2 separate regions of the Homo sapiens genome follow, and region 1 is linked to region 2. A link is a contact called in ENCODE Hi-C or POLR2A ChIA-PET data. All regions are on one chromosome and are shown on one strand. The core of a region is the stretch at or near the end of the contact, and the rest is flanking DNA. Distances in the headings are between cores, read along the strand shown. Region 1 overlaps PLAC9 (placenta associated 9). Region 2 holds the start of ZCCHC24 (zinc finger CCHC-type containing 24).

Region 1 (6,273 bases), core at 1,926-4,425, 700 kb after region 2:
AAAGCCCCTGGGTTAAAGCTCTGCCCCCTTGGCTTCATTTCCAGGACTTCCCTCTCCAGTCTCTCTCTCCCGCCCACCCTGTATCTCCAGCCACCGCGGGCTCCCTGCAGGTTTTGCACAGTGAGCCCTGCTCTTTCAGACCTCTCCATTGTTGCAGGTGCCATTCTGCCTGGCTGAAGCCCATCCTCCCTTCCTCCCTGGGCTTCACCTCCTTGAGGAAGTTCATCTGGGTCTGTAGGTGACTGTGGCTGTAGAGACTGGTGGGATTGAGATGGCTGACACTCGCACACTGACCCCCACCTGGGCCGTCCTCCGCTTGCTCCTGAGTTTGCTTTGAGGACTGACCTCATTTGAGCCCAGTGTTTACAGGAGTCTCTGGCATTATGGAAAACTAAGGGTCCCACAGTGACAAGACTTGTTTTCCCACAGCTGCCGAACCCTTCAGCCCTCCGCGAGGAGACTCAGCTCAGAGCACAGCGTGTGACAGACACATGGCTGTGCAACGCCGTCTAGATGTCATGGAGGAGGTAACAGGGTGGTTTGGAAGGACATGCGAGTTCAGGACCACCTTCTAGGATGGTGTTTTTATGGGCAGATGCAAGCTTGCTTTGGAATGTGAGGACATCCGGGCCGATCCTGCCCTGTGGCCACCTCGTCCAACATCACCCTCCCATCTAGGCTGCCGGGCTGCCCAGCCCCCAGTGGACCCTGCCTCCCCTAAGGCCTTGCTTACCCCCACCCGGATATTTCAACATCATTACTGGATGGGAAGGTGGAAATTCAGTCACTGTTTTGTTATATAGCCACGATTCCTAACTTGTGTGGGGAAAAGTTTACATCTTTATTGTCACAAGCCTTTAACTGAAATTGAGCATTCTCATTCATCATAAATACAAACAGCGAGCCGTGGTATTAACAGTACTATAACTTTGTCATCAATAGAAATCCAGATAATTTCATCTTCTAGTTATGAATATCTCAACATATAATTTTTATCCTTCCTTATGTCAAAATTTCAGTTGTTATTAGGCCTGATGTTAAATCATGTGATTTAGTGAGTTAATAAATACATTTTATTTTTTTTGAGGCAGGGTCTCTGTCTGTCTACCAGGCTGGAGTGCCGTGGTGCAGTCTCGGCTCACTGCAACTTCCACCTCCCAGGCTCAAGCAATCCTCCCACCTCAGTCTCCCAAGTAGCTGAGACTACAGACACATGTGCCACCATGCCTAGCTAATTTCTGTATTTATTTTGTAGAGGCAAGGTTTTGCTATGTTGCCCAGGCTGGTCTCGAACTCCTGAGCTCAAGCCATCTGCCCACCTCGGCCTCCCAAGGTGCTGGGATTACAGGCATGAGCCACTGTGCCCGGCCAATACATATATTACATCAAAAATTTAAATTTTTTTTTGACAGAGTCTTGCCCTGTCACCCAGGCTGGAGCCCATGGTACAATCTTGGCTCACTGCAACCTCTGCCTCCCAGGTTCCAGTGATTCTCATGCCTCAACCTCCCGAGTAGCTGGGACTACAGGCATGCACCACCATGCCCAGCTAATTTTTTGTACTTACCATGCCCGGCTAATTTTTTGTACCTCTGGTAGAGATGGGGTTTCACCATGTTGGCCAGGCTAGTCTCAAACTCCTGACCTCAAGTGATCTCGCCTCAACCTCCCAAAGTGCTGGGATTACAGGCGTGAGCCACCATGCTGGGCCAAAAAGTTTAATTTTAAATACTTGAATTTTTTTTTTTTTTTTTTTTTTTTTTGAGGCAGAGTCTCACTCTGTCACCCAGGCTGGAGTGCAATGGTGTGATCTCGGCTCACTGCAACCTCCACCTCCCGGTTCAAGTGATTCTCTTGCCTCAGCCTCCCGAGTAGCTGAGACTACAGACGCGCACCACCATGCCCGGCTTCTTTTTGTATTTTTAGTAGAGACAGGGTTTCGCCACGTTGGCTAGGCTGATCTTGAACTCCTGACCTCCGATGATCTGCCCCCCTTGGCCTCCCAAAGTGCTGGGATTACAGGCGTGAGCCACCACGCCCGGCCTAATACTTGAATAATATTTTAATGCAATTGGTGCCCTTAGTAATTCTATATGTTTTATTTTTTGCATTTAAGGCATTATTCTGAGAAGAGGTCTGTAGGCTTCACCACACTGCCAATGGGGTCCATGGCATACACAGGGAAAAACCATTAAGAACTCAGTAAATTTCAGAATCCCAAACCTGTCATTTGGCAGAGATACCACCAGGGGGCGGAACAACAAAAGGAATGTGAGCTCCAGGCTGCAAAGTCCAAAAGGGAGAAGGTATTCTACAGGCGCTTCATCCAAATCTGTGACTAAGTGCCAAAAAAGAAGGAGCCTTAGAGAGCAAGCCCCCTAGGATATTGTCATCTGGGGAAACTGAGGCAGGTAGGGGCAGAGCCTGAGTGAGGAAAACCCAGGTCACTTAGCGCCCAGTCCTTTCCCACTGCACCGCACTGGACCGCCAGCTGCTCTCTTAGGACCTAGCTGATGAAGCGGAACGTGGAACCACTTCTGTCCTCGACTTTACCCCACTTCCCACTCTAGATGGTAGAGAAGACCGTGGATCACCTGGGGACAGAGGTGAAAGGCCTGCTGGGCCTGCTGGAGGAGCTGGCCTGGAACCTGCCCCCGGGACCCTTCAGCCCCGCTCCCGACCTTCTCGGAGGTGAGCAGTGCAGGTGGCAGAGGACAGCCTCTGGGCGGCTGTCATCTGGCGCTGGGCAGGCGAGACAGGGACGGCTGCTCCACTGCACAGGTGTAGCCTGGCTGGCAGGGAGGGCCCCAGCGCTCCCTGGGGACGGAAGCGGGACGGCATCATCCCTGCTCCCCGCCCGCCCCGCCCCACCTGCCACACCCGGTGGCTGCCGCCCAGTGTCAAATGAGGTTCTGGAAGAGCCGGCCCTAGATGCCATCTCAGCACAACCCCTGCGCGGAGAAACTGCCTCCTTCATTAGCCTTCTCACGACTGGAGCTTCTCAGCTCCTTTAATTTTCCCCTGAGCAGCCACTCCTGTTCCACCCCAAAACTCTCGCAGGGAAGACGGGCGTCCCCACTGATCAGGCAGGGTTGGGGTTGCACTCTGCTCTCTCCTTGATCCTTGTGTCCCGCGCGCAGTAGTTCCTGGGGGCCGGGGAGGGAAGGGAAGGAACTGCTGGGCACCACGGGGGCAGGTACTCTGCGGCACCCCAGCTTGCTCACTGGGGGCCTCTGCTTTCTTTCAGATGGCTTCTGAGCCCTGGAGCTGGAGCCCAGCAGTTGGAGGTGGTGCACCTGCCAGGCAGCGCCCACAGAACCAGCCCTGTCCTCTCGACTTCCTTCCTTAGCTTCATGTGAAATAAAAGCTATTCTGGTCTCCTCTGTGTCTGCTGACAGAGTAACCCGTTTAACTACAGCCTCCTCTCACTCCACTTCCATGCCTGGAGGAAGCCTGCAACCCCCTCCAGGCTCAGACCTGGGGACACCCCCACTCCTGTCATTTATAGGGGCAGATGGAGCAGGGGTTGATTCACACAGATGGGGGCCCTTTGAGTGGCCTTGCTTCTCAAAATGTGGCCATAGGTGAAAAGCAAGGGGATCAGGGTCTCAGGACCCACCCAGACTGTTTAATCCAAATCTGCATTGCAATGAGACCCCCAGGGATTTTATGTGTCCATTAAAGTGGTTTGTTGTTGTTTTTAAAAATTTTTCCTATGAAGTGAAATTCAATGTAAAATTCATCATTTTAACCATTTTAAATTGTACAAGGCTGGGGGCGGTGGCTTACACCTATAATCCTAGCCCTTTGGGAGGCCAAGGTAGGAGGATCACTTGAGCCCAGAAGTTTGAGACCAGCCTGGGCAACATGGTGAAACCCCATCCCTACAAAAAAATACAAAAATTAGCCGGGCATAGTGGCACGTGCCTGTAGTCCCAGCTACTCAGGAGGCTGAGGTGGGAGGATCACCTGAGCCCTGGAGGTCAAGGCTGTGGTGAGCCATGATCATGCCACTGCACTCCAGCCTGGGAGACAGTGAGACCTTGTCTCAAAAAAAAAAAAAAGAAAAAGAAAAAAAATTGTACAAATGCAGTGGCTTCCAGTACATTCAGAAGTTGTGCAGTCATCACCACCAGTTCCAGAACATTGTTCTCTCTCTAGAAAGAAACTGTGTATCTATTAAGCAGTCACATCCCATTCCCGCTCCCCACACCCCACTGGAAACCACTGATCTCTGTCTTCACGAACTTGCCTATTCTGGACATTTTAAATACAGTAGTCCGGCTTTATCTGTGGTTTCACCTTCCATGGTTTCAGTTACCTGCAGTCAACCACAGTCCTAAAATATTAAACTCCAGAAATAAACAATATATGAGTTTTCAATTGCACATCATTCTAAGTGGCGTGATGAAATCTCTTGCCATCCCACTTCATCCCGCCCCGGATGTGAATGCTCCCTTTGTCCAGCATGGTCCACGCCGTCTACACTTCCTGCCTGTTAGTCACTTAGCAGCCTTCTCAGTTACCAGATCAATGGCCACAGTATCACAGTGCTTGTGTTCCAGCAACACTTCTTTCTCTTAATCAAGACCCAAAGTGCAAGAGCAGTGCTGCTGGCATATGGTTGTTGTTTTTCACACAACTCTCCCTTCACAGAAGCTGGCATATTGTTCTAATTGTTCTATTTTATTCTTAGCTATCGTTGCTAATTTCTTATGGTGCCTAATTTATAAATTAAACTTCATAGGTATGCATGCATAGGAAAAAACATAGTATAATAGGATTAGATACTATTGTGGTTTCAGGCATCTGCTAGGGGTATTGAAATTTATCCCCTGAAGGTAAGGGGGTAGTACTGTAGGTAGAATCACACAATACGTAGTCTAGCTGTATCTGGCTTCTTTCTCTGAGCATAATGTTTTCAAGGGCCATCTGTATTGTAGCATGTATCGGTACTTAATTCCTTCTTACGGATGAATAATGTTTCATTGTATGAATATACCACATTTTATTCTTTTATTTTTTTAGACAGAGTCTCGCTCTGTCACCCATGCTGTAGTGCAGTGGCATGATCTCAGCTCACTGCAACCTCTGCCTCCCGGGTTCAGGCAATTCTCCTGCCTCAGCTTCCTGGGTAGCTGGAATTACAGGTGCACACCACCACGCCTGGCTAATTTTTGTATTTTCAGTAGAGACAGGGTTTCACCATGTTGGTCAGGCTGGTCTTGAACTTCTGACTTCTTGATCCACCCGCCTCAGCCTCCCAAAGTGCTGGGATTACAGGTGTGAGCCACCACACCTGGCCCACATTTTATTCATTTATTCGACAATTGAGGGACATTTGGGTTGTTTGCATTTTTTAGCTATCATGAATAATGTTGCTATGAACATCCGTATGAGTTTTTGTGTGAATATTTGTTTTTTAATTTGTTTTGGGTCTATATGTAGGAATGAAATTGCTGAGTCACATGGTAACTCTTACGTTTAACTTTTTGAAGAACCACCAAACTCTTTTGTATTGCAGCTGTACTATTTTACATTCCCACCTGCAATATTAGCTGTGGCTTATTCATAGATGCCCTCTAGCAGGTTGAGACATTTTCCTTCTAGTCTTAGTTGAGTGTTTTTTTAATCATGAAAGGATGTTGGGTTTTTTCAAATGCTTTTTCTGCATCAATTGAGATGATCATGTGATTTTCCCCTTTCATTTTATTAATTACATGCATTACATCGATTTTTTTTTTTTTTTTTTTAAGACAGAGTCTCACTCTGTTGCTCAGGCTGGAGTGCAGTGGCACGATCTCAGCTCACTGCAACCTCTGCCTCCCAGGTTTAAGCAATTCTCCTGCCTTAGCCTCCCGAGTAGCTGGGATTACAGGCACCCACCACCATACCCGGCTAATTTTTGTATTTTTAGTAGAGACAGGGTTTCGCCATGTTGGCCAGGCTGGTCTTGAACTTCTGACCTCAGGTGATCCACCCGCCTTGGCCTCCCAAAGTGCTGGGATTACAGGCATGAGTGAGCCACTGTGCTTGGCCTGATTTTCATATATTAAATGACCTTTGCAGTCCTGGGATAAATTTCACTTGGTCATGGTGTATAATGCTTTTAATATGCTGCTGGATTTAGTCTGCCAGCATGTTGTTCAGGATTTTCGTTCCTGGGCCACAATTCTAGACACACCCTGGGCTGGAAGGGAACCCACTGCCTTGAAGGAAAGGACCCAGTCTTGGCTGCATTCATTGCCTGTTAACTGAAGAGCCCTTGGTCCC
Region 2 (5,713 bases), core at 1,007-3,506:
CACAGGTGGGGAACAATGCCACCATGGTAGGGGGAGCAGAGGGAGGCTAGAAGAGGTTGATTAGGGGTCCACACTTGACCTGTGGGTCATGTTCACCCTTCTCCCAGGGTGAGAAACTCCCGTGGGGCTCCCACAAGCACCCCCATCAAATCACCCACCATTCATACCCTCTATCACCTTGTCTGTTTACTCATCCGTGGCCCCCACTAGCCTGTGGCTGTGAATCCCCGGGTCCTGCCCAGAGCTCAACAAATGTTTGGTAAGAGAACAAACAACTGAAAAGACGCATGCACCAAAGAAACACCCCACAAACGGTCCTCCAGTCACTGGTCACCTGAAGCCAATTCCCTGAAGAGGCAGAAAAGTCTCTTACAAGAAAGAAAGATCCCCAGCCAAGAACCATTCCTCACGTGGAGAGAATGCTTTACAGTTTACAAAGAGCTTTGGCATAGAAATGCTTTTGCCTGACACCAAAGGGTGCACTTTCAGACTCATCTTCCTCCTCTGCACCCAGCCCCCTCCCACGCCTGTTCTACCCACCCAGGTCAACAGGTCAGCCTGGGTAGTGTTGGCCTTGGGCCAGCATTTTATATGTCCATGCCTCCCCTAGTAAATAATGGCAGAGTTGAACTCAAGGGCGACCCTCTGCCTCCCTCTCTTACCCCCAGCACACCCTTGCGTACATAGGCTTTCCTCCCCAACCCATTCAGGACTCTGACTCTCCTAAAACTCACCGGTGTGCCCAGGTCTGGAAGGAAAGTGACCCCCATGTGTGTCCTCCCCCGAACACACCTCTTGCATCTTTGCAGAGAAAACCCCCACAAGGGGAGGAAGTGAAGGCCACAGATGGGTGTCTGAAATTCCCAAATGAGGCAGGAGTAAATGGAGGGAGGGGAGGAGTCCAGCCCACGGAAAGGAGTGGTATCTGGGCAGGCCCTGGAGACTCTTCAAAAAGGGCTGGGAGGTGGTGGCGATCTGTGTATTTATCTTGCTGGCAAAGAGGCGCTGCCCAGTCAACTTTGTAACTGAATCCACCAAACAGGCAGACTTTGCAACACAGCCGGCCCAGGTTTCTGCAGAAGGCGCTGGGCAGCTGGAACCTCTCCCCCCCCCTTTCTAGCCCCCCTCCCAAGAGCTCAAGAGGATTTCCCTTTCATTTCCTTCGAGGCTGGGAGGGCTGGGGACAGCGCAGTCTGTGGGGTCAAGCCCTCAGAAACCACTTCCTATGTGGCTGGGGGAGGGCGAGCAGCTGGAGGACGTATCTGGGGTCCCCGAGTGAGAACAGCAGGAGAAGCCCTCTGGGCAGTCACTGCTCTCCAGGGTGCCTTTCGGGTCGGGAACCGCAGAGGTCGGAGAAAAGATTTTAGGCCCTTCCAGAGGAGCTCCGAGCAGAATCTGCACTCTCGGTCCCAGCCCGCGGTGGCCAGGACGAGGATAAGGTTGGGCGTGAGAAGGACACTTCGAAGGGGCTCCCCGCCCAGGCCGCACCCCAGCTGTCTGAAGAAAATCCGGAGACAACCCCTCCTCAACTCCCTCCCCCAACCCCTTTGGAGCAGGGCTGCCCTGGCAGGGAGAGGGGGCGGGAGAGCTCCGCCCCGGCCTGCATTGCTCCAGCCCGGGCTCAGCCGGGAGGTGACGCGCACCCGGCACCCCGGGGACTTCGGGCGGCGAGTTTGGCAGAGTTGAACGAAGCCAAGCCAAGCCGGGCCCGGCAATGCGGAGCCGGGCCGCGCCAGGCCAGGAAGAGCGGGTCAGACAGGGAACGGCCCGCCACGGTGGGGCGGTGGGGCGGTGGGGCGGTGGGCGGGGGCGCGCGGGGGCACCCACCTCTCCGCGCTGCAGCTGGAAGAAGCTGTTGAGATAGCTGGAGTGCAGGGGCGAGCCCAGCTGCTCGGGGCGGCCCTTGCCGAAGGCCAGCTCCGGGGGTGCGGCGCCGGCGGTCGGCTCGGGCCGGAAGGCATCGAAGGCGCTAGCCTGGTGCGTGTCCTGCAGCGACAGGTAGACCCAGTTGAGCAGCTGGGCGGGCTGGTACACCGAGGCGGCGCTCGTGTCGATGGCCGACAGCAGGCTCATTTTGTGGCGGCGGTGCCGGCCCCTCCCCGGCCGCCCGCTCGCGGCCCCCCTCCGCAGCGGAGGGGCGGGCACCGGGGAGCCTGTGCCCACTGCCCGCCTCCCGAGCCCCGACGGTGATCGCCCCGCGCCCTGCGCCCCGCGCGCTGCCCGCAGCCGCTGCCGCTGCCGCCGCCTCCCCCCGACTGCGGCCCCGGCGCGCGCAGGCGGTGGAAGGAGGCAGCGAAAGTTGGGCAGGAAACTTTTGGCCCCGCCCCTCCGCCCCGCCCACTGCGTCCCGCCCCGCCCGGCGATCCGCTATCTGCCTCGCGGCTGACCCCTCCAGCGGCGGCTCCGGGGGTGGGGTCCACGATGCCCCGCCGCCCACTCCCTGCCCCGCCTGGCACTGTCCTCGCCCTGCATTGGCTGTCTCGTTGAATATGAACCGTCAGGGGTGGGGAGAGAGGGGAGTGAGGCTCATCTGCATATGCAGCACGGCGCGGGCCCGCCCATGCGAGGCCCCGCCCAAGCCCCACCTCGTCCCAGCCCGGCCAACCCAGCTCCCCGAGCTGCCGGGAGCTCAGTGCAGCCCCGGCCTAATCAATTTCGTCTCCCTCTGTCGTCAGCGCTCTTGTCTCGTTCTTTCCAAATCCTCTGCAATTGTTTTTCACTCACTTTTCCTTTCCTATTTTCCCTCCTTTCTCATACTCCTTCTTTCTCTCTCTCTTAGACTAGTACTAGTCTCCTGTGTCCGTCGTCCTTGTATGTGGCGCCCTCCGTGTGTGTGTGTGTGTGTGTGTGTGTGTGTATGTCCTTCTCTTTCTCTCACTCTTCTTGTCTCCTTTCTTCTATTTCCGTCTGGTCTGATGTTTCTCCCTGTCTCTCCCGCTCCTCTCTCAGACGCGTGTACACAGACGCACACACTTCTAACTCCCTCCTCTCGCTATCACCATCGGACCCTCCCCCTCCTACTTAATTCCTTCCATCTGCAGAATCACTTTGCGGGCCGGCTGCGCCAAGGGGGGCCCGGGTTCCTGCCCCAGGAAAGACTCCCCGCCCCCTCCCCCCCCCCTTCTCCTATTTCTGCTCTGGGCCCGCCTCGCTTCTCGACCCTCTTCCTCCACCCCGGCTCCAGCCCTAGCCCGCCCCGGTGCCTTGGCGAGTCGCCAGGACACCAGCCTGGGCCGGGGGAGCTCGGGAAAGCGGCTGTCACCCATCTCGCTGGGACAACTCAGCTAGTCCAAGACTGCCTGGAGGGAGCCCCGCCCCCGCCTCCGCCTCCGCCTGACGCCCCAGGAAGCCCCGGGGCCTTCACCGTCTCTTTCTCCGGGTGGTCTTTGCTGCGCCAGCACCGGGGACCTAGCCCAGAGGAACTCACCGCCTGGCTGGGACCGAGTCACCTCTCCCACTTTCAGTCTGGCTCTGGAGCCATTCCGCCCAGCGTTGGAGTGCCAGCTTGGCCACCGTCCAGCGGAATGACCTCTGCATGACGCCTAACCTCTGCGAGCAAGCCTGTTTTCTCCTCTGTAAAATGGGAGCAGTCATCCTCCCGCCGCCGGGGACATTTGTGTGCTTCCCAGCTTGGGTTTGGTAAGCGGAAGATATTCCATAAAGGACAGCTCTTCCCCGCCACCCACTCCACGAGTTACTCACATCACCTGCAGGGCACCTAACCACATCTATGGTCGCTCGCACCACGAAGGCCTTCAGTGATGACCAAATGCCACCCTTTTTCACCAACCAAGAGGCCCTTGGATCTCAGATCTCCATCTTGTCTATCAATTTGCAGTTATTAATACAAACGACAGCATATGTATCAATCATGTCTTCATATTTTCATTCATCAAGAACACATCTATACAGTACCCTTTATATTTTTAAACAGTATTAAACCTATTTGTTTAAAGAGTAGGTACACGGTTCTTGCAAATGGCTCACCTGTAATCCCAGCACTTTGGGAGGCCAAGGCAGACAGACTGCTTGAGCCCAGGAGTTCCAGACAAGCCCTGGAAACATGGCAAAACCTCATCTCTACAAAAAAATGCAAAAATTAGCCGGGCGTAGTGGCGCATGCCTGTGGTCCCAGTTACTCAGGAGGCTGAGGTGGAAGGATCACTTGAGCCCAGGAGGTGGAAGCTGCAGTGAGTCGAGATCATGCCACTGCACTCCAGCCTGGGCAACAGAGTGAAACTTTGTACCCCCCGCCCCCACACCAAAAGAAATAGTTGGGATTATCTCTGGAACTCTGCTGCTGTCTTTGAGCTTCCAAGGATGGAGGTAGGATTTGGAACCACTGATAAGACCTTCCCTAGATTTTATAGAGAAAACTGCTGTTCAGGGAGGGGACATAACTAGGAATCTGACACCTGCTTAGAGAAACCTCTGATCCTTCCCTGTGTCCTTCAGAGTGATTTGATGCCAAGAAGGTGTTTATCATGCCTGGTGACCACATTGATGGCCTCTGCCTCTTTCTCCCCAACATAGTTTCTACCCAGAGCCTGGAGCATAGATAGTAAATAATCAGGAAATAGTTGCTGGGTTGATGATTGAATGAATAGGTGGAGAGACGCATGGATGCCCAGATTTTGCTCCTCTTTGAAGCCTGAGCGGCTTCTTTGGTTTTGTACTTTTCTCCCTCTCCTTGCCCACAGGACAGCTGCTCAACATGTGGGCTCTGTACCCAGTAGGTGACTAATAAATATGAGCATCCTATAGGCAGTTTGCCTGGATGGCAACTGATTGACCTAAGGTCAGCCCTCAGCCAGCTGCTGGGAATGCATGCTCCAGGATCCCCTGAAACAACATGTACGGTGGGAGAGGGTAATAGGTGAGAGTGACCAGATGGGTATCAGAGGCCTAGGTACCAGGCCAGAAGACCGGGCCACGCCCAAACTCTGCACCTTCTTGCCCTATCATGTGCACACTAAGGAACTCTGCATTTAAAATGTCAGAGGTTCCAAGCCCTCACTTTACAAAGGAGGAGGTACCATGGCCCAGAGAAGGAAAAGAACCATCCCAGGGTCTCTCAGTAAACCTGATAGCTAAGCCACCTGCTCCTAACCCACTACTACCTCCCAGCTCTCTCTTCATTGATCCCAGTGTGGCAGCATTCAGGTGTGGCAGCTCTGGCCCCATATACTGTCCTCAGACTGGAAGGCAGGAGGGAGCACCCAGGTGAGGCTCACATCCCTGTCCCCTTCCCTGTCCAGTGGCTCCAGCCATCCCACAGTCTCCAGAATGGGTCAGTGGAATGAACACAAGATTTGGAGGAAAGACCTGGCCCAGTGACCTTGGGTAGGCCTGCCCTCTCTGTAAACCTCAGTTTTTCCAGGTATCAGATGGGAATGTTGATCCCATCCTTACCAACTTCTACAGTGACTGACAGGATCCAAGGAGGATGCAAAGAGGAAGGAGCTTTGCTGTTCCCTGAGTGAGTAGGCAGTCATGCGTGACGGGAGGGTGATATTGATACTTGCAGTAACAGTAATATTCAATTTATCTGGAGAAATGTGGGCAGGAGGGGACAAGTAGGAAAAAGTCTGCTCCTAAAGTTGCCCAGGTAACAGGTCTGATAAGTGTTTGGTGGAGTATCAAACCAAGAGCCTTGAGCTCAGAGAAGCAGGAGAAACCTGGGCAAGAAGAGGAAGCAGTTGGTCTTTATGAG

Evidence for each region. A loop is a pair of places that touch in the nucleus more often than their neighbours do. ChIA-PET counts read pairs that join two places held with the same protein, here RNA polymerase II (POLR2A). Pooled maps may share reads with other maps.
Region 1: a pooled map shows a loop between it and region 2 (5-fold over the local background). The contact joins the enhancer-like site here to the promoter of ZCCHC24 in region 2. A Hi-C loop is called at or near these places in 1 of 168 maps with a recorded cell type or tissue (PC-3) and 7 of 50 pooled maps. POLR2A ChIA-PET finds 5 or more read pairs at or near these places in 2 of 52 experiments (BJ and MCF 10A).

The regions. Positions count from the first base shown.
Region 1 is chr10:80,141,653-80,147,925 of GRCh38, forward strand. It overlaps PLAC9 (placenta associated 9), which reads left to right. Exons shown (of 4, transcript NM_001012973.3): 2 at 430-527; 3 at 2,571-2,691; 4 at 3,248-3,707. The coding sequence ends at 3,258. Among named protein-coding and RNA genes, the nearest start is that of PLAC9, 12 kb to the left of the region's middle. Within about 2 kb of position 3,176, at least 12 of the 41 ENCODE cell types and tissues checked have a DNase peak (open chromatin) inside an H3K27ac peak, as active enhancers do; they include PC-3, where a contact is called at or near this core.
Region 2 is chr10:79,443,368-79,449,080 of GRCh38, forward strand. ZCCHC24 (zinc finger CCHC-type containing 24) reads right to left here and starts at 2,257. Exons shown (of 4, transcript NM_153367.4): 1 at 1,828-2,257. The coding sequence starts at 2,073. LOC105378383 (a long non-coding RNA gene) reads left to right here and starts at 2,874. Exons shown (of 4, transcript XR_946104.4): 1 at 2,874-5,479. RefSeq lists silencers at 2,110-2,169, 2,180-2,689.